2 separate regions of the Homo sapiens genome follow, and region 2 is linked to region 1. Evidence: chromatin loops called from intact Hi-C (ENCODE). Cell type or tissue: OCI-LY7. All regions are shown on one strand. Links, peaks and the distances in the headings refer to the core of each region. The heading gives the core; the rest is flanking DNA.

The links. A loop is a pair of places that touch in the nucleus more often than their neighbours do. Peaks named below come from ENCODE experiments on the same cell type or tissue, not always from the same donor. Only the 100,000 strongest peaks of a DNase experiment are listed, where the experiment ranks them.
Region 2: a loop joins it to region 1, with 2.8 times the contacts of the local background. A loop is called at or near these places in 2 of 110 quality-filtered maps.

What each region holds. Positions count from the first base shown.
Region 1 is chr4:152,548,000-152,556,831 of GRCh38, reverse strand. It overlaps the pseudogene RPS3AP18. Among named protein-coding and RNA genes, the nearest start is that of MIR4453, 16 kb to the right of the region's middle. RefSeq lists enhancers at 2,038-2,187, 4,422-4,631. In OCI-LY7, for the core only: no CTCF peak of the experiment used is centred there; DNase peaks (open chromatin) are centred at 661, 2,421, 4,471, 5,965 and 1 weaker place; H3K4me3 peaks cover 3,058 bases; H3K27ac peaks cover 4,363 bases.
Region 2 is chr4:152,662,428-152,671,259 of GRCh38, reverse strand. All of the region lies in intron 1 of TMEM154 (transmembrane protein 154), which reads left to right. Among named protein-coding and RNA genes, the nearest start is that of TMEM154, 13 kb to the left of the region's middle. RefSeq lists a silencer at 5,272-5,331 and enhancers at 7,427-7,506, 7,597-7,666. In OCI-LY7, for the core only: CTCF peaks have their summits at 3,959 and 4,158; DNase peaks (open chromatin) are centred at 4,089, 5,029, 5,379, 7,939 and 3 weaker places; H3K4me3 peaks cover 7,660 bases; H3K27ac peaks cover 7,565 bases.

The sequences.
Region 1 (8,832 bases), core at 304-8,303:
GCTTCATAAAATTAAAATACAAATTAAAACCACAGGGAGATACCATCACACGCCTGATAGAATGGATAATAGTAAAAAGACTGACCAAACTAAGCATTGATGAGAATGTGGAATTCTCATGTACTGCTGGTGGGCATGTAAAATGACACTCTGAAGAATGGTTGAACCATTTCTTTACAAATTACATACATACCTGCCAAATGTAAATGTATATGAATACTTATGCAGCCATTCAACCCTTAGGTTTTTCTCTCAAGAAAAACGAAAGCGAAAGTCGAAACAAACATGAGTCCACAAATGTTCCTAGTAGCTTTATTTGTAATAGCCCCAAACTGGAAACAACTCAAATATCCATCAACAGGTGAACAGAAAAACAAATTGTGATAGACCCACACAATGGAACTCAGCAATTAAAAAAAAAACAATCGTTGATACAGGAGGGAAAGAAACCAACTCAAAATAATTACGCTAAGTGAAAAAATCCAGACCAAAAAGATTTGTCTAATTATTTCCTTGTGATGGTGTTTAACTTACACCTCTATGTTTTGGAAGTTAGGCCTAAAGGCTTGATTTATTTTTGGCAAGAATACTTCCTAGATCATGCTGGGTCCTTCGTATTGTATCACATGAGGAGGTAAATAGGCTGTTTCACTGGGTGATGCTAAATTTGACTGTGTGTTTAAGGTGGTGATTGCTAGATCTCTTTCCTATGAAGGTATATTTTTTCCTTAGCAATTAGCAAGCAATCTGTGTGCTGTGCTTTAACCACAAGTGAATATCTTGTTTGGCATTTACTTTTTCCTAACAGTTTTAGTGTCCATTGGTAATCCTTGCCTAAATTGATTATTCCATTGTTTGTTTGTTTGTTTGTTTGTTTTAAAAAAGGATTGATTTTAAACATTCTGTTATTTCTTCTCGATGCATTAGCTGTTTTCTTCTTAGGCAATTGAAACCGAAAAGTTTTTGAATGGAACAACTTTTTCATGTTTGATTCCCTTGACAAATTCATATTTGCTTCTTATGGCTCCACTCAATTAACCTCTCTTCTCAAATTCTAATAATTTCCTTCTCCTTCCTAACTTCCTAGTCACAGAGGCTGTTTTCAAACTATATTGCAAATATCACTTTTTTTCATTCACTCATTCGTTCTAAATTTTTTTTGTGTCCATACTATGTCTTAGGCACTGTTCTGGGTATAAGGATGTATTATAGTGGCAAATAAATCAGATGAAGTCCCTGGCCTATATTCTAGTGGAAGTGGAGAGACAGATAAGAAAATAAATATAAATATTGGCTAGGCGCGGTGGCTCACGCCTATAATCCCAGCTCTTTGGGAGGCCAAGGCAAGTGGATTACTTGAGGTCAGGAGTTTGAGACCAGCCTGGGCAACATGGTGAAACCTTGTCTCTACCACAAATACAAAAAATTAGCCAGGCATGGTGGTGCGCACCTGTGGTTCCAGCTACTCAGGAGGCTGAGGTGGGAGGATTGCTTGAGCTCAGGAAGCAGATGTTGCAGTGAGCCAAGATCACACCACTGCACTGCGCTCCAGCCTGGGCAACAGCGCCAGACCCTGTCTCAGAAAAAAAAAAAAAAAAAAAGAGAGAAAGAAAGACAAAGAAAAGAAATAGAAATATAATAGAATGACAGGTAGAAGTAAAAGAAAGCAGCTGAAGAGGACGGGCAATGATGAGGAAAGGTGATGAAGCTATTTTAGACAGGAAGTCATTGGAACATGTATAGCTGACAGCCATCAGTGCCCTGCCCACATCCCCCAGGTCCTTTGGGATGATCTAGTATAAGCCAGTGTTACTGGAAGCATCTGTGACTCTCTGCCTGTGGCCCAAGGGCTTCTTTCTGTCTCTGTGGCAGGTCCATGCTGGGGGAACAGCTCTTACCCAAGGGCAAATGGGAGTTGAAAGACAAACACCCCAGCTTTCCTGCCCCCCGCTGGGTGGGAAAATTTTGATGTGTATTCCACATCTCCCAGAGGTTTTTGGTGGGACTGAGCCCCAATTGTTCTCAGTGGGTAACTTGGCGATTAAATATTCTGCTGGCCTCTTTCCTTTGCTGGCTCAAGTCTTCACTACTCTACTAGTTCTTCCTGGTACATTTTACACTTCAAACATACCACTTGTACTCAAATCCTTAGTTTTGGAGGAACCTAGCCTAAGTCAGGAAGTCTTAGGAATGGCCCAAGGCAGAAGACCCTCAGAATGAGATTCTAGCATTGGGTCACTTGCTGGCCAACAAAGAGCAGGTCAACAAAAACCCCATCACTGTTAGTAAGTGGGGCAGTGATGATCTCTGGAGTGCTATAGCATCACTATTACTAAGAGTCTTGCCTGTGATTAACTGCGGTAGTGTGTAGGTGGCGGGGAAATGCACTGGCTGATAGAGTAGCTCTTGAACTGAAAGATACAGGGACAATGATAATTATGAGAACTGTGGAGCTGGTTGCTTGTTGTTAACTGCTAGAGAAGCCACAAAGGAAGGAAATAGCAGGCTCAGGTGAGGTAATCATTGACTTAGAGCATGGGTTAAAAGCCAGAAATCTTTCATGGCATCATTTAAAGGGAGTCTCATCTGTAGACAGAGGGTAGAATGAGCTGAAGAATAAGACCCCAAGTTTGATCTTAAATACAACAGAGCTAAAAAGGAGACTGAGTTCACAGCCCACCAGCTTTCTTTCTTTCTCTTTCTTTTCTTCTTTCTTTCCTTCTTTCTTTCTTTTTCTTTCTTTCTCTTTCTTTCTTTCTTTCTCTCTCTCTCTCTCGCTCTCTTTCTTTCTCTTTCTTTCTTTCTTTCTTTCTTTCTTTCTTTCTTTCTTTCTTTCTTTCTTTTTTTTCAGGGTCTCACTTTGCCACCTAGGCTGGAGAGCAGTGGTGCGAACATGCCTCACTGCAGCCTCAACCTCCTGGGCTCAAGTGATCTATCTACTCTCACCTCAGGCCTCCAAGTAGCTGGGACTATAGGCATGCACCACCATGCTCAGCTGATTTTTTTTTTTTTTCATAGAGACGAGGTTTCACCATGTTTCCCAAGCTAGTCTCCAACTCCTGGCTCAAGCAGTCCACCCACCTCAGCCTCCTAAAGTGTTTGGATTACAGGTATGAGCCACTGTGCCCAGCCCCCAAATTTCTAATGCTAAAGCAAGGGACCTGAAAAAGGAGAGGGGCCCTGAGAGTTCCGATGGAGATATTTGGGTAGATGGGCTCAAGGACCTTAAAACCCCAGATTCCTCTTAAAACTGAGAGTGAGAATACTCTGGAGCCTTTCTCCTTGCTAGGAGAAATCAGACTTCTGGTGCTCGGAGACTATGCCAAGGCCTCACGTAGCAAGGGCAAATGCCTTGCAGGATGATGCTTGTCTCTAAGATCCATCCCTACCTCTCTTCATTTCTTCTAGACCAATAATGAGAAATCTTATTATGAGCCAAGCGAGGAAATACTGTTATGTGAAGAAAGGGGTTATTCACCAAAAGCACTGCAAAACCTGGCAAATAGGTACTAGCAGGAAGTGGGAGAACTCTCCTGGAAATGAATCTTAAAGGTGCCAAATCAGGGAGGGCAGAATATAAGACTGAATAGTGGACAGTTTGTTAATACAGGTGTATTATTCAGTGACACGGGACTCACTATCCTGGTAGAATGCCCAGAACTGTACCTAATACATTGCAGAAACAGCTCCTTGAAACTTGAAAATAATGATCAGATGGAGATGCTGGAACTTCTTAGAAGAGAGATGAAGAAGAGGTCAGCAAGTTCAAAGAGATTAGAAGTAAGAATGCATTTTTTTTTTTTGAGACACGGTTTCACTCTGTCACCCAGGCTGGAGTGCAGTGGCACAATCTCAGCTCACTGCAGTCTTGACTTGCTGGGCTCAAGCGATCCTCCCACCTCAGCCCTCTGAGCAGTTGGGACTACAGGCATGCACTACCGTGCCCAGCTAAGTTTTGTATTTTTTGTAGAAATGGGGTTTTGCCATGTTGCTCAGACTGGTCTTGAACTTCTGGGCTCAAGCAATCTACCCACCTCAGCCTCCCAAATCCCAATCCCTCAGCTGGGATTACTGGTGTGAACCACGGCACCTGGCCAAGAATGCATTTACTATGTAACACCAGAGAACCCACCAGCCAACAATGTTCCCTGGGAGGTCCTAGAGGACACTCCCTTATTAAAGTGATAAGCAATATGCTAGTATATTCTGAGAAGCTCAGAACTGCTTGTCCTCTAGATCAAGATTGATGGTAAGAAATGCCCCAGAGTAAATGGGAATAACAGAATTCTAGCGGCCAGGTTGGTGGTACTAGACCATCAGAGGCCCTGGCAATATAATTATGGTTACGTGTATCAGCCTGAATAAGTTAGGAACCTAATATTGAGTAGGAAACAAGTGAATCCCAGCAGAACACATGAGTCATTCAGATTTTGAAAATATGCAAAATGCCTTTTGGCTCTCTGAGCAGCAAGAACAAGTGCCTCACGAAAGGCAGCAAAAGGGGAACCAAGAAGAAAGTGGTTGATCTATTTTCTTTTTTTTTATTTTTGAGACGCAGTCTTGCTCTGTCACCAGGCTGGAGTACAGTGGCGTGATCTTGGCACACTGCAACCTCTGCCCTCCGGGTTCAAGCGATTCTCCTGCCTCAGCCTCCCGAGTAGCTGAGACTACAGGTGAGCGCCACCATGCCCAGCTAATTTTTGTATTTTTAGTAGAGACGGGGTTTCACCACGTTGGCCTAGATGGTCTCGATCTCTTGACCTCGTGATCCACCCACCTTGGCCTCCCAAAGTGCTGGGATTACAGGCATGAGCCACCATGCCCGGCCTAGTTGATCTAGTTTCTAAGAAAGACTGGTATGATGTGAAAGCACCTGCTATGTTCAACATAAGAAATATTGGAAAGACACTAGTCACCAGCACTGAAGGAACCAAAATTGCATCAGATGGCCTCAAGGGTCGTGTGTTTGAAATGAGTCTTGCTGATCTGCAAAATTATGAAGTTGCATTTAGAAAATTCAAGCTGATTACTTAAGGTGTCCAGGAAAAACTGCCTAACTTCCATAGCATGGATCTTACCTGTGGCAGAATGTGTTCCATGGTCAAAAAATGGCAGACATGATTGAAGCTCATGTTGATGTCAAGACTACTGACGGTTACTTGCTTTGTCTATTCTGTACTGCTTTTACTAAAAAACATAACAATCAGATATGGAAGACCTCTTATGCTCAGCACAAACAGGTCTGCCAAATCTGGAAGAAGATGATGGAAATCATGACCCGAGAGGTACAGAGAAATGACTTGAAAGAAGTGGTCAATAAATTGATTCCAGACAGCATTGGAAAAGACATAGATAAGGCTTACCAATCTATTTATTCTCTCAATGATGTCTTCATTAGAAAAGTAAAAATGCTGAAGAAGACCAAGTTTGAATTGGGAAATCTCATGGAGCTTCATGGCGAAGGTAGCAGTTCTGGAAAAGCTACTGGAGAAGAGACAGGTTCTAAAGTTGAATGAGCTGATGGATATGAACCACCAGTCCAAGAGTGTGTTTAACACTCAGACATTTAAAATGGCAAATAAAAAGTCCTATTTGTGAAAAAAAACATGGAAAATGAAAATTTGTGTGTGTGTGTGTGTGTGTGTGTGTATCACAGGTGGGTGAGCACAAAACTAGAATAATGGTTACTTCTGGGAAAAAAGGGAAGAAAATGGGGCTAGAGAGATGTATGCAGGGACTGCTAAGGTACTGGCAATATTCTCTTTCTCAAGCCAGCTGGTGAGTACACAGGTGTTCAGTTTATTATTATTCTCCATACACATGAATAATGGTTTTTTGAACATACTTAATATTTAACAAAAAATAATGTAAGAAGTAGAGCCTAACCATAGTTCTCTATGTTTTTGACTCACAGTAGAGAGTAGTAAAAGGAACATGAGTTCCTTTGGCATTAAGTAGATCCAAATTCAAGCCACAAAGCTGTATAACTTCCGGGATGTTACAGTCTCTTAGTAATAGGTTTCTCACCAGTAAAATGGTTTTGGTAATAGTTACCCAGCAGGGTCATAGTAAGGATTAAATGAGACAATTTACATAAGTTTTATAGTCAGTGCCTGGCACCTATCAGGCGCTTAAAAATAATAGTTGCTATTCTATAACTTTGTCCATGCTTCCCATTTTTTCCCCCTTTTAGAAAGCTTTCATTTTCGTCATTTAACTTCATTCAATTTAATGATTTCCTGCAAGCAAAGCATTATGTGGGTGGGCTATACTTTAATGTGTGGGTTTTTTTTTTTTTTTTGGTATTTTAAGTCAGTTTTCAAAATGTCATTATCTCATCTGATTCTCAATTTCAATCCTCAGTGCCTAGCACAGGTTGGAACATGGAAGGAGACCAATAAATCTAAGCGAATTAGTGAATGTAATAGGTAGGTGTTAGGGGCTGAATTGAATTCTCCTAAAATTAATATGTTGAAGTGCTAACCCCCAGTTGTTCAAAATGTAACTGTATATAGTGATAAGGTCTGTAAAGAGGTGATTAAGTTAAAATGAGGCCGTGGGGTGGGGCTAATCCAAGATGACTGATATCTTTATAAAGGGAAGAAACAGGAATGCACACACATATACACTAAGGGCCATTTCAAGACAGGGAGAAGGTGGACATCTGCAAGCCAAGGAGAGAGACCTCAGAGAAACCAAACCTTCCAGCACCTTGATCTTGGACTTCCAGCCTCCAGAACTGTAAGACAATAAATTTCTGTTGTTTTAAACCACTTAGCCCATGGTATTTTGTTACAACAGCCCTGGGAAGCTAATACAGTAGGGCAAGTATAATTATCCCCAATTTACAAATGTCTAAACTGAATCTCAAGGGTTGTTGTACAGTTACATGAACAGTAAATGGGCAGAATTGGTATTTGAATCTAGGTGCCAAATTCTCGTTGTTTCCACTACAGTCTCCTTCTTGTCAAACTGTGCTATATCAAGATGCATCAATCTGTATGAACTTGATTTTTTAAATTAAATTATTTTAATCAAAGTAATACAGGGGAAAATAAGACTTTCTTACAGTAAAGAAAACCAAGTATCACCTGTCTTTCCCTTCATTTGCCATGGCTTCCTTAGAGCAACCATTTTCCACTCTTTTAGGTGTTTTTTCCTTTAGTATTTGCATCTAACTAACATGCATATACATATGTGTCATAATTTTTGAAATCAAGACATCACCTATTAATTTCCTAAAATTAAAGATGAGTCTTTAATGATCTTAAAACTCATGCATACCCCCATTGTCCCCCTCCCTTCATTTTAATATACTTTTATCACAATATTGATAACTTTTACTTCCATTTTGTCTTAGTTTTCTCCAGGTTAATTTTCTTTTTAACTTTTACGTTAGACTTTCCTCAAACATGTGGTGATCCTTAGTTGCTCATTCATGCTTAAGAGAAAGCCTGCTTTCTGCTTTACCCTGTGTCTTGAGAGGCAATTAGTGACTTCAATTTCTGTCATTTTTCTGGGGTTCTGCATCAAGGATCAGCCTGTTAGTGCTGGACACTGGTGCAGGAACATAGGTTTTAGCTTTTTTTTCTCTAAGTCAGTCATTCCTTGTTCAAGTACTTTCTATCTTCTAGAATTTCCTGACAATTCTTTTCTGCTGCCATCATGTCTTCTGTTCTCTTTGTATTTTTTTGTACCATTTTCATTCCTTTACTGTTATCTTAGGGGGTTTTAGGAAGAAGTGGAAATACAGGTTTATAGCCAAGAGTTTACATTTAAAATTTTGACTTCTCTTTTTATTATTAGTCAATAAATATTGGTTAGTATCAACTCAATTTAAATGAATAAAAATATCATTGGATAACTATTTTTCCAGTTGCCTCTGCCAAACTTTCTTTTACACTGAAAACCTCAGTTTGTATTGTTAGTAATGAGTAATATAATAGTTCAAACTTAAGTGTGACTTAAATAAAATTTTTGTGCTTAAAGCGAGGTAAGGAGGGTGTCCATGGCATCACTTTAGTGATGTTCCTGCTAAATACAAACACACTGATATTGAGGGATATCCCACTGGGGAAGGATCTGGGTGGTGTGAGTTCCATAGCAGGACAAGGAGGGCTTATGAGTGGAGGACAGACTGCTATATGGTGGCAGAGCCTGAGCAGGGGAGTAGAGATCCATGCAGTAGGGTGACCTGACCCAGGGTACCAGATCTCAAGCAAGGTAAAGAGGGCATCCACACTGTGGGGTGTCCTGGGTGAGCTACCAGAGCACAAGTCGAGTGAAGGGAGTGTCTACATGTGGGGATGGCCTGGCACAAGGGTCAGGGCACAGACTGAGGAGGACAGCGACACTGGGGAGGGAGCAGTGGCAGTAATGCGAGTTTGGTTAATGTACCAGGGGATGGATCAAACAAATAAATATATTAAGGCTCATGGGAGTCCAGTTTCTCACTTTGAAAGGAGTCATAAATATGGAAAGGGAGAAAGTTGGAATAATCCCTGAGGTATTGAATTAGAATTAGAATATCGGTGTGAACTCATAGAATGCAATGTTTCTGTATCCATATTACATCAACGTCAATGTTGTCATGTATAGAGGTAAATGTGTATGTGAGTGTGTGTGTGTTCCCTAGTGCTGTCCACTGAGAGAGCCTGAGAGCTGTCCACTGAGAGAGCCTGAGAGTCCACTGAGAGAGCCTGAGAAACAAAAGTGGAATCAACAGACCTGCTCTGGTTGTGGTTTTTTTTTTTTTTTTTTTTTTTTTTTTTTTTTTGAGATAGAGTCTCACTCCCATCACCTAGGCTGGAGTGCAGTGGCACAATCATGGCT
Region 2 (8,832 bases), core at 348-8,347, 110 kb before region 1:
TCCTTTCCTGCTTTACATTTGCTACTTCCTGCTTCCCACCGTGAGCCCTATAATACAGCCACTTGAGTGTGCCAAGCTCTGTTGGGCCACTGAGTCTTTCTGTATGCTGTGCCCTCAACTGTAATGCCTTTCTCTTCCCTCTTTGCTTGAAGAACTCCCAAGGTTCAACTGACTGGTCCATTCCCCTGCATCAAATACCTGAGTACCCCTTAGCCCCGAATGCAATGAATGTCTTCCTCTCCCATGTACTCATGAGACTTTGTATACAAACACATGATGGCTTTTATTAATCTGTATTATAATTACCGATTTGCATGCCATCGTCCCTACTTAACAGCCACTTCCCTGGGAGGCAGAAGCTGGTCTCATTCACCTGCACTTGCCAAATGGCCACTTAGAATGGCCACTTGCACGTTAATAGGCACACAACAAAAGTGTAGTGGCTGACTCAATGAATGCATAAACATGAAATTTATCAAATGCCCCAAGATTTACTTGTATATATGAGGAGATTGTAATCATTTAAATAATAAAATCAAAATATATCAATACTTGGATAAATGTTATTTTTAGTTAACCCAGTTTTATAATTTTATTCCAGAATATTAGCTAACTATCCCAAATCTTTTATTTATTTAGTTATTTTATTTTATTTTTATTTTTTTGAGATGGAGTCTTACTCTGTTGCCCAGGCTGGAGTGTAGTGGTGCAATCTCTGCTCCTGCAACCTCCGGCTCCCGGGTTCAAGCGATTCTCCTGCCTCAGCCTCCCGAGTAGCTGGGATTACAGGCACCTGCCACCAAGCCCAGCTAATTTTTTTGTATTTTCAGTAGAGATGGTGTTTTACCATGTTGACCAGGCTGGTCTCAAACTCCTGACCTCAAGTAATCCGCCCACTTTGGCCTCCCAAAGTGCTGGGATTACAGATTACAGGCGTGAGCCACCGCACCCGGCCTCCCAAATCTTTTAATGTATGAACAGTTCACCTCTGTCCCTTCAAACCAAAACAATTATTGCACTCTGCCCCCGCCAGCCTTCCTGGAGAAAATACTATGTAGCTGCGGAGAAAACATTTTTACCCACCTTCTGAAAATATGAACACAAGTTCAGACCCAGAAAAATACACAATAAGTGGCAAAATTATTTACAGAAAGGATACACAGTTACAAGCATTTTGGGGAGACATTTGAAAGGAAAACAAAGGAAATACAAGTTCCATGGATACTTAACTTCAAGCCAGTAAGAGCTGATTTGATAACTTTAAAAATAACTAAACTTTGTGTAACATAAAACTCATGGGAAAATCTACTCCAGTTGTTGAGGAAAACACAGAAATATTTCCTGAGTAATTAAAGAAGGTGGTTAAAAGAAGAGTTACCTAACAGAACAGTATTCTGGTAGTTGTTCTGGCTTCTTTTCCTTAAAACCAATAAATCTAGTTTGTTTCTGAATTTTTTCTATGTTTCATATGAGTTAAAACCATCGTTGTTATTTTCTACTTCACACTACACTGTAATTTTCAGAAACGGGATTCCAATGGTTGCCAAGGTTTGCTGACATATTGTAATTATTCCCTGACAACACTAAATGCATTCATTTAAAAATTGATTTATTCTTTTCTAAGACTTATACTTGTTTGCTTATTTGTTTATGATTAAGATTGCCACATTTAACAAATAAAAATATAGGACAACCAGTTAAATGTGAATTTCAGATAAGCAATGCTTTCCTTTAGTATAAGGATGTCCTTTACAATTTAGTATAAGTATGTCCTTTACAATTTAGTATAAGTATTTAGTACAAATATTACATGGGACATGTAACTAAAAATGTTTCATTGTTTATCTGATACTCAAATTTAACTAGGCATCCTGTATTTTACCTAGTAATTTTATTTCGGATTGTGATTATCTTTTATCAGGCAAAGACCATCTCTGTGTTGGTTCTGGTTCATCACTAACATCATAGACATGTTGGTTATGTACAGCTACGTATTAGAATAATATTTAGGCTGAGTCCTAGATCAACCATTCAAATAAAAAGAGACCATTTCTGAAAAAAAATACTGATAATTACATAGAATAAAACCAGGAATTCAAGAGCAGATCAACTTTTAAAAAATCTGTGAATGTAATCACGTTAAAAACTAAGTTAGGAAAAAATAATAAGTTTGTATTAATAAATGCACAAGAGAGGTTGACAAAGAGAGTGAGACTAGCACCAAATCGATAGCTCCAGCCACGATAGGAAAATTCAGAGTGCTTGAGCCTAGAAGACTGTTCAGGATGGAAGGGTAGGATTGATTCTCTTTGAAGGTGAAATAGGACCAGAAGCCCAGTTGCTTTAGGGATCTGTTCGGGGCTTAGCTGATCCAAGGAAATGCGACCCACGATTCTTCAAAACCTCAGCAACTTGTTTCCTTCTTCAGCCTCTTGTAGGAAAGCATCAAACGCTGTTGCTCCTGTGCTCCTGCTTAGGCTGGCGATGGGGACTCTGGTGCATATCCTCTCCCTGTTGTTCCTCCTTCACTCTTGGTGGCGACCAAGCCCCTGGGGTGGCAGCCCACAGCGTTCCCTGGTTTCCTATCTTTAACTTATCACAAGCACCCACCTACCAGTTGTTGTTTTGTTTGTCTCTGTCTTCCAGTTTTTCTCTCTGGCAATGCTGAGCTTGTGCTGAGCCGAGCAAGGAGTGGGATGCGCATGTACCCCATGAAAGAGCTCTTCACCTATGGAATGGGGTGGCGGTGTCTTCCCACCCTGCCTCAGAGGCCAGGGAGACGGCAGATGTCTTGAGGCAAGGGCATGGCTGGGAGTATCTGTTTTCAAGTTACTCTTTTCAATTATAATTTTGAAATTGGCCCTTGAAAAGAAGAAATATAATAAAATAAGTAGAAATATAGTAAAATTGGGAAAGTATTCAGTTTGGCAATAACGATCATTTAATAATCCTTTTTTTTTTTTCATTTCAAAGCACTTTCATGTTGCTTATCTCATTGATGGTACGAAGAACTTTTTGAAGGTTTTAAAATATATTTGTGTTCTGTCTCCTAAAAATACGCATTCTTTAAAACTGCCAGGTGCTACAGGTTACTGTAGGATTCCAGTGTATAAAAAGGTAGTCAGGCGGTCAAAAATGCAGCTTCCCCAAGTGAGTGACTTCAAACCAGAAACAGCCTTGGGGCCTGAGCAAATCTGATTAAATGTGAGCAAGCTTCCTCTTAAAAAGACATCAAAATAAAAGTTTCAAATGAAAAAGACATTGGAACATTGTGGGTCTCCCCACTGTGAAACATGTTTTAATCTGATAGTAAATTACAGTTGCAGGTGTGCTTCTCAATTCAAGGAGGTAAAAATACAACAAACCCTAACGAGTAATTTCCCAGAGCAGACTACTGGCTGAAAGTGTTTTACCAGACAACCTCCTCAAAACCAGAAAAAAGAATCCTTTCTTTATGTTCTTTCGATGCAAGGCATCATCACCTCTAGTTATCTGGTGGCTGAAGAGAAAAAGTGTACAAAACACAGGCATTGCTTGATGATCTCAAATACCTTTCTGCACTTACAAGCTGCCATTAATCTTCAATGCTTCTGCCTTGTATCTGTTCAACCACCTATTTACTCTGTCCATAACTTCTTCAAGTAAATTAGTCAGAAAAAACATATTAGGTGAAGGCTTTCACTTAATAAAATTGGCAAATATGTAGAACAACTGAGCTTATAAGAAAACAGCAATCCCTCCTCTTCTCGAGTCCTGCTCCCAGAGAGAATCAAGTCACCTGACCTTTACGTGGGGGCAAATGCATGAACCACCCTCATTGCTCCTGACAAAAAAAAAACTATAAACATGAAGTCTCATTATTTAGGATGCATAAGTTGTTATTAAGCAATTCCTCCATTCCCTTGTATGTTCGAAAAATTTAGATAGCTTTTTGAAGGAAAACCACTTTAGATTTGTCTTTCTTTGTGACTAGAGATACACCGTGTATGTATGACAGAAAGGAAGTTGTTAGGGGAAGGAGGAGATCAGACTCTGGAGAAAAAGGTGAGAGCGTGACTGGCAATTTCACCACAGGCCCACCAGGCCTATTGGACATTTCCTTCAGTCATTCCTTCCACACACAGCAGATGGGGTTGCAGGTGCTGGGGATACGTACAAAACAGTGAAGGAGACAGATGGCAGAGAAGTACACAAATGAAGTAATTCCAGATAATAAATAATAAGTTAGTACCGTTTGGAAATGAACTAGAGAAAAGTAAAGTGCAGAGCACTTCAGAGCAGCATCTGTAGTCCATGAGCATCGGTGTCCTCGTAGCACTGTCTGCAGTCCATGAGCAATGGTGTCCCATCACCACCATCTATAGTCTGAGCATTGGTGTCCCAGCGCCACTGTCTGTGGTCCATGAGCAACAGTGTCCCAGTGGTGTCATCCATCCACTTGGAGTTAGTGTCTCCATGCAAACACAATCAGCCTCCCATAGCCAGGTTGTGTCCTGAAGAGTCTGGCATGGTTATTCTCATTTTAGTCCCATTCTGTCCCTGACCACATCACAATCAGATTCCACAGATGCTGAACAATTGATTTTTAAAAAGAGATCAACTGAAGAGTTAAACTGTTTAATGGTGCATACTCCAAAATGCAAATTCTGGTAGGACTTGGTGGCTCATACCTGTAATCCTGGCACTTTGAGAGGCTGAAGCAGGAGGATTGCTTGAGCCCAGTAATTTGAGACCAGCCTGGGTAACAAAGTGAGACTCCCTGTCTCTACAAAATTTAATTTTGTTCCCAAAGGCTTCTGTGGAGGGTTGTCTAATCACATTTAAAACTAATGACTGTCTTCACGAACAATGGCAAATTAAAATAAAGTCCACTCAGTTATTATTTAACTCAGTCATTCTCAACCTAACATACATACTTACTAGAGTTATTTGGGGAGCTTTTAAGAAATACTGTTACCCAGGCCACGCCCCCAGATAGTCTCAAATAACTAATTTGGTTAGGGCTTGAAAACTTCCCAGGTGACGCTGATGCACAGCAAATGTGGAGAACAACAACAGGTGTGACTGATAATTAGCCACAACTAAATGAGATTGTTTGAGCAACTTCAACCAGTATGCCCTGCAGACCAGCAGCATCAGCACAACCTGATTACTTGTTGAAAATGCAAATTCTGGTAGGACTTGGTGGCTCATGCCTGTAATCCTGGCACTTTGGGAGGCTGAAGCAGGATCGCTTGAGCCCAGTAGTTGGAGACCAGCCTGGGTAACAAAGTGAGACTCCCTGTTTCTACAGAAAATGCAAAAATTAGTCAGGCGTGGTGGCGCACGTCTGTAGTCCCACCTACTTGGTGGGCTGAGGTGGGAGGTTTGCTTGAGCCCAGGAGTGCAAGGCTGCAGTGAGCCATGTTCATACCACTGCACTCCAGGCTGGGCAACCAAGTGAGACCCTGTCTCAAAAAAAAAAAAAAAAAGCAAATTCTTGGGCCCCCTCCCAGACCTATTACATCAGAAACTGTAAGACTACGCCCAACAATCTGTGTTTTAAGAAGGGCTGTAGGTGTTTCCAATACACACTAAGGTTTGAGGACCGCTGTCTTAAAGCACCAATTAAAGCTATTGCTGATAGCTCTTCTATTAGCCATAACATTTTCTGGATATGCAGGGTTTAAACCCTGGCATGCATCTCTCTAATTCAGGCTTATTCAGGAAGGTGTGATTGTCACAGCCCTCTCTCATATCCTAGCTAGACTCTTCCAGGTTCTTGAGACTTCAGTGATGATTTTTAAGCTATTGTATTCTGGTGATAGAGTTGGCAGCTGCTAGGCAAGCCTTTGGCATCCAACTCCTTGACCTCTAATTTTTCTCAAATTCACCGAGGACCATAGAGAACAAGACAGGGAATGATCTGGTGTGGCTCAGGGGAGGCCAGAAGTGGGCAGGGTCTAGAGAAGTGAGACACAACTTCAGCTGCGTCCTGGAGCCACAAGGAGAACTGTAAAAATTATTGAGACCTGGGTTCTACCCCTAAATATTTAGATTGATCGATATTTAGAACAGGGTCTTGCTCGATTACCCAGGCTAGAGTGCACTGGTGTGATCATAGCTCATTCAGCCTTGGACTGGACTCAAGTGATCCTCCTGCTTCGTTCTCCCTAGAAGCTGCACCCTCAGGTATTTTGATGTAACTGAGTTTGGGGTATGGTGTGGGCATCAGGTTATTGAAAGATGCCTCAGTGATTCTATGGGCAGACTAGGCTGAGAACCACTGGAAGACTTCCTGGTTTGTTTTTCTCTCCTTCTTCTAATGCTAATCAGGCTCTTCATTATATACAGGAGAATGAAAAGGAGTCAGGCTTTTGGGTGTGATTTCTTGATCATCCTGAAATTCAAACATGTCAGTTACTCCACAACGCAGGGAAGAGTTTGAGGGCTTGACATCTGACATGTTTTCTTTCATTTTACCATCTTAACTATAAAATTGTTTAAATAATTTGCACATGGAGTTCACATAATTGACAAATGAAAGAATGGGGCATCTGACTGTGGTCCAACATACTTCATGACATCCTGAGTTTAGTAGCATTCTCTTGTCATTGTTTTATTTCACATTGTATTACTAATGTGACAGTCTTTCAGTAAGTTTATAATACTTTCTTCTTCTAACTTTAAAAGCTAGAGCTTGGTTGCAGTTTTATAACATATTTTTGTGTTTATTAATTAAGCTTTAAAAAAATTTTACTTTAAATTCCAGTGTGCAGGTTTGTTACATAGGTATATGTGTGCCATGGCGGTTTGCTACACCTATCAACCCATCATATAGGTTTTAAGCCCTGCATGTATTAGGTATTTGTCCTAATGCTCTCCCTCCCCTTGTACCCCCCCGCCACGACAGGCCCCAGTGTGTGTTGTTCCCCTCCCTGTGTCCATGTATTGTCATTGTTCAACTCCCACTTATGAGTGAGAACATGTGGTGTTTGGTTTTCTGTTCCTGTGTTAGTTTGCTGCGAATGATGGCTTCCAGTTTCATCCATGTCCTTGCAAAGGGCCTGATCTCATTCTTTTTTATGGTTGCATAGTATTCCACGGTGTATATGTACCACATTTTCTTTATCCAGTCTATCATTGATGGGCATTTGGGTTGGTTCCATGTCTTTGCTATTGTAAACAGTGCACGTATGTGTTGGTTGCACATTTGTTTCACTTTCAGAAAAAGAGAAGTTAGCTAGTTTGCTTCCTGGAGAAGCAGAGTCATTTCCATTTAGTGATAATGCCCTGAGCAGGGATAATGGGGACACTGTGCTGCCCAGCTGTTGGGGCTGCCAGGCGTTACCTCAAACATTTCTTCCCATTTACAAGGATTTCCCCATACATCCTCACCAGATGTGTGAAAGATGAATCCCAGATGTGTCTGCGTGAATATTGTCAATAAGTATTTGTAAGTGACTCTGTACACTGTGCAGTTTATTATCAAGTGATCTTAAGATTTTTGGATAAACAATAAAGTGAAGTATTGCAGCTTAGTTTCATCATTCACATGACTGACCACTTCCATTATCTCTTTAAAATGCTACATTATCTGACCAGAGAGAAAGAGAACTGGTGAAACGGAGAGAGACTTCCTGGGAGAGTTTGTGTTGCGGTCACTTGAGATGACTGTGACTTGGCCACCTAACAGCAGGGGCTTCTGCCAAATCTGCAGCTTATGAGGCTACCAGCCTCGGCCCTCACACCCAGTGATCTGGGAGTTTGGTCCCATGCAGGGCATGAAGCCACGCAAGACTGACCTTCACACACCTTTCTGCTTCTAACCTGTTGTGTTCCTTATTTCTTCTTTTCTATTCTTTTGCTTGTTAATGCCTCTCTCTTTGCCCTCTAACCCTGTGTCCTATTTCTGTCTTCTGTAGCTTTGCTAGTTTTACCTCTAGCCCCACCTCTTTTACCCTGAAATATGCCCAAATTTAGATAAGGAAGTAAAGTAGCAGTAAAATGAGGAAGTTATACCAGGCAGATTAACCTTCTGGGGAACAGCAGAGAAACAGGCAAGTACAGAGATGGGGGAAAGAGAACAGGTGATGGATGAAGAAAATAACAAAGACACAAATACCTGGCCCGTGTATGGTGCTTTATGGCTCCTAAAGCATTTTAACAGTTCTTATTTCATTTACTTTCATATGAACACTATGGGCTAGACAGAGCAGAAGGCCTACTTTTTTGGCTTTTAGGAAATGGAGAATTAGAGAGGGAGGGAATTCTTCCCAGGCCCCAAGGGTGCAGAGGGCAGCAGCCAGTCTCAAGCCTAGCTCTTCTGAATTCAAATCCTGTCTTCCTTCCACGATGCTATGGTTATGTCCTTGGAGTCCTGGAGCGCAGCACAGGGAAGTACCCCTGTGTGTTCTGGAGGGTTCACCTCCAGACTTATTTCCTGAAAGAGAGTTCTGCCTTCCTCCACAGTGGCTGGACTCCCAAAGTTGTAAAAGGTCACTTTCACCCAAGAAGCCCAGGATGCCGCCCGCAGGAAATCTCCATGGACGATTATGGGCCTTAGTCAGTGTTTCTTTAAACACAGTGGTTTTAGGGGGCCCCATGTCCACTGCATTAAGAGTGGCTGTTAACCCATAGGCCATGGGAGGGACACCTGTCATGTTTTGGGGGAAATCCCTTGAGCTGCCCTCCGCATCCATACTTTTGTGGCCTTTGGCACCTCCTCTGGTTTCCACCTTGTTGGTGTACACTTCTGATTTTCTTCCTAACTCTTACCTTGTCACCTTGGCAATCCACTCCTGGCTGCTGATCTGATTCTATGGCTCATCTTTGTTTGCCAGCTCACCTTTT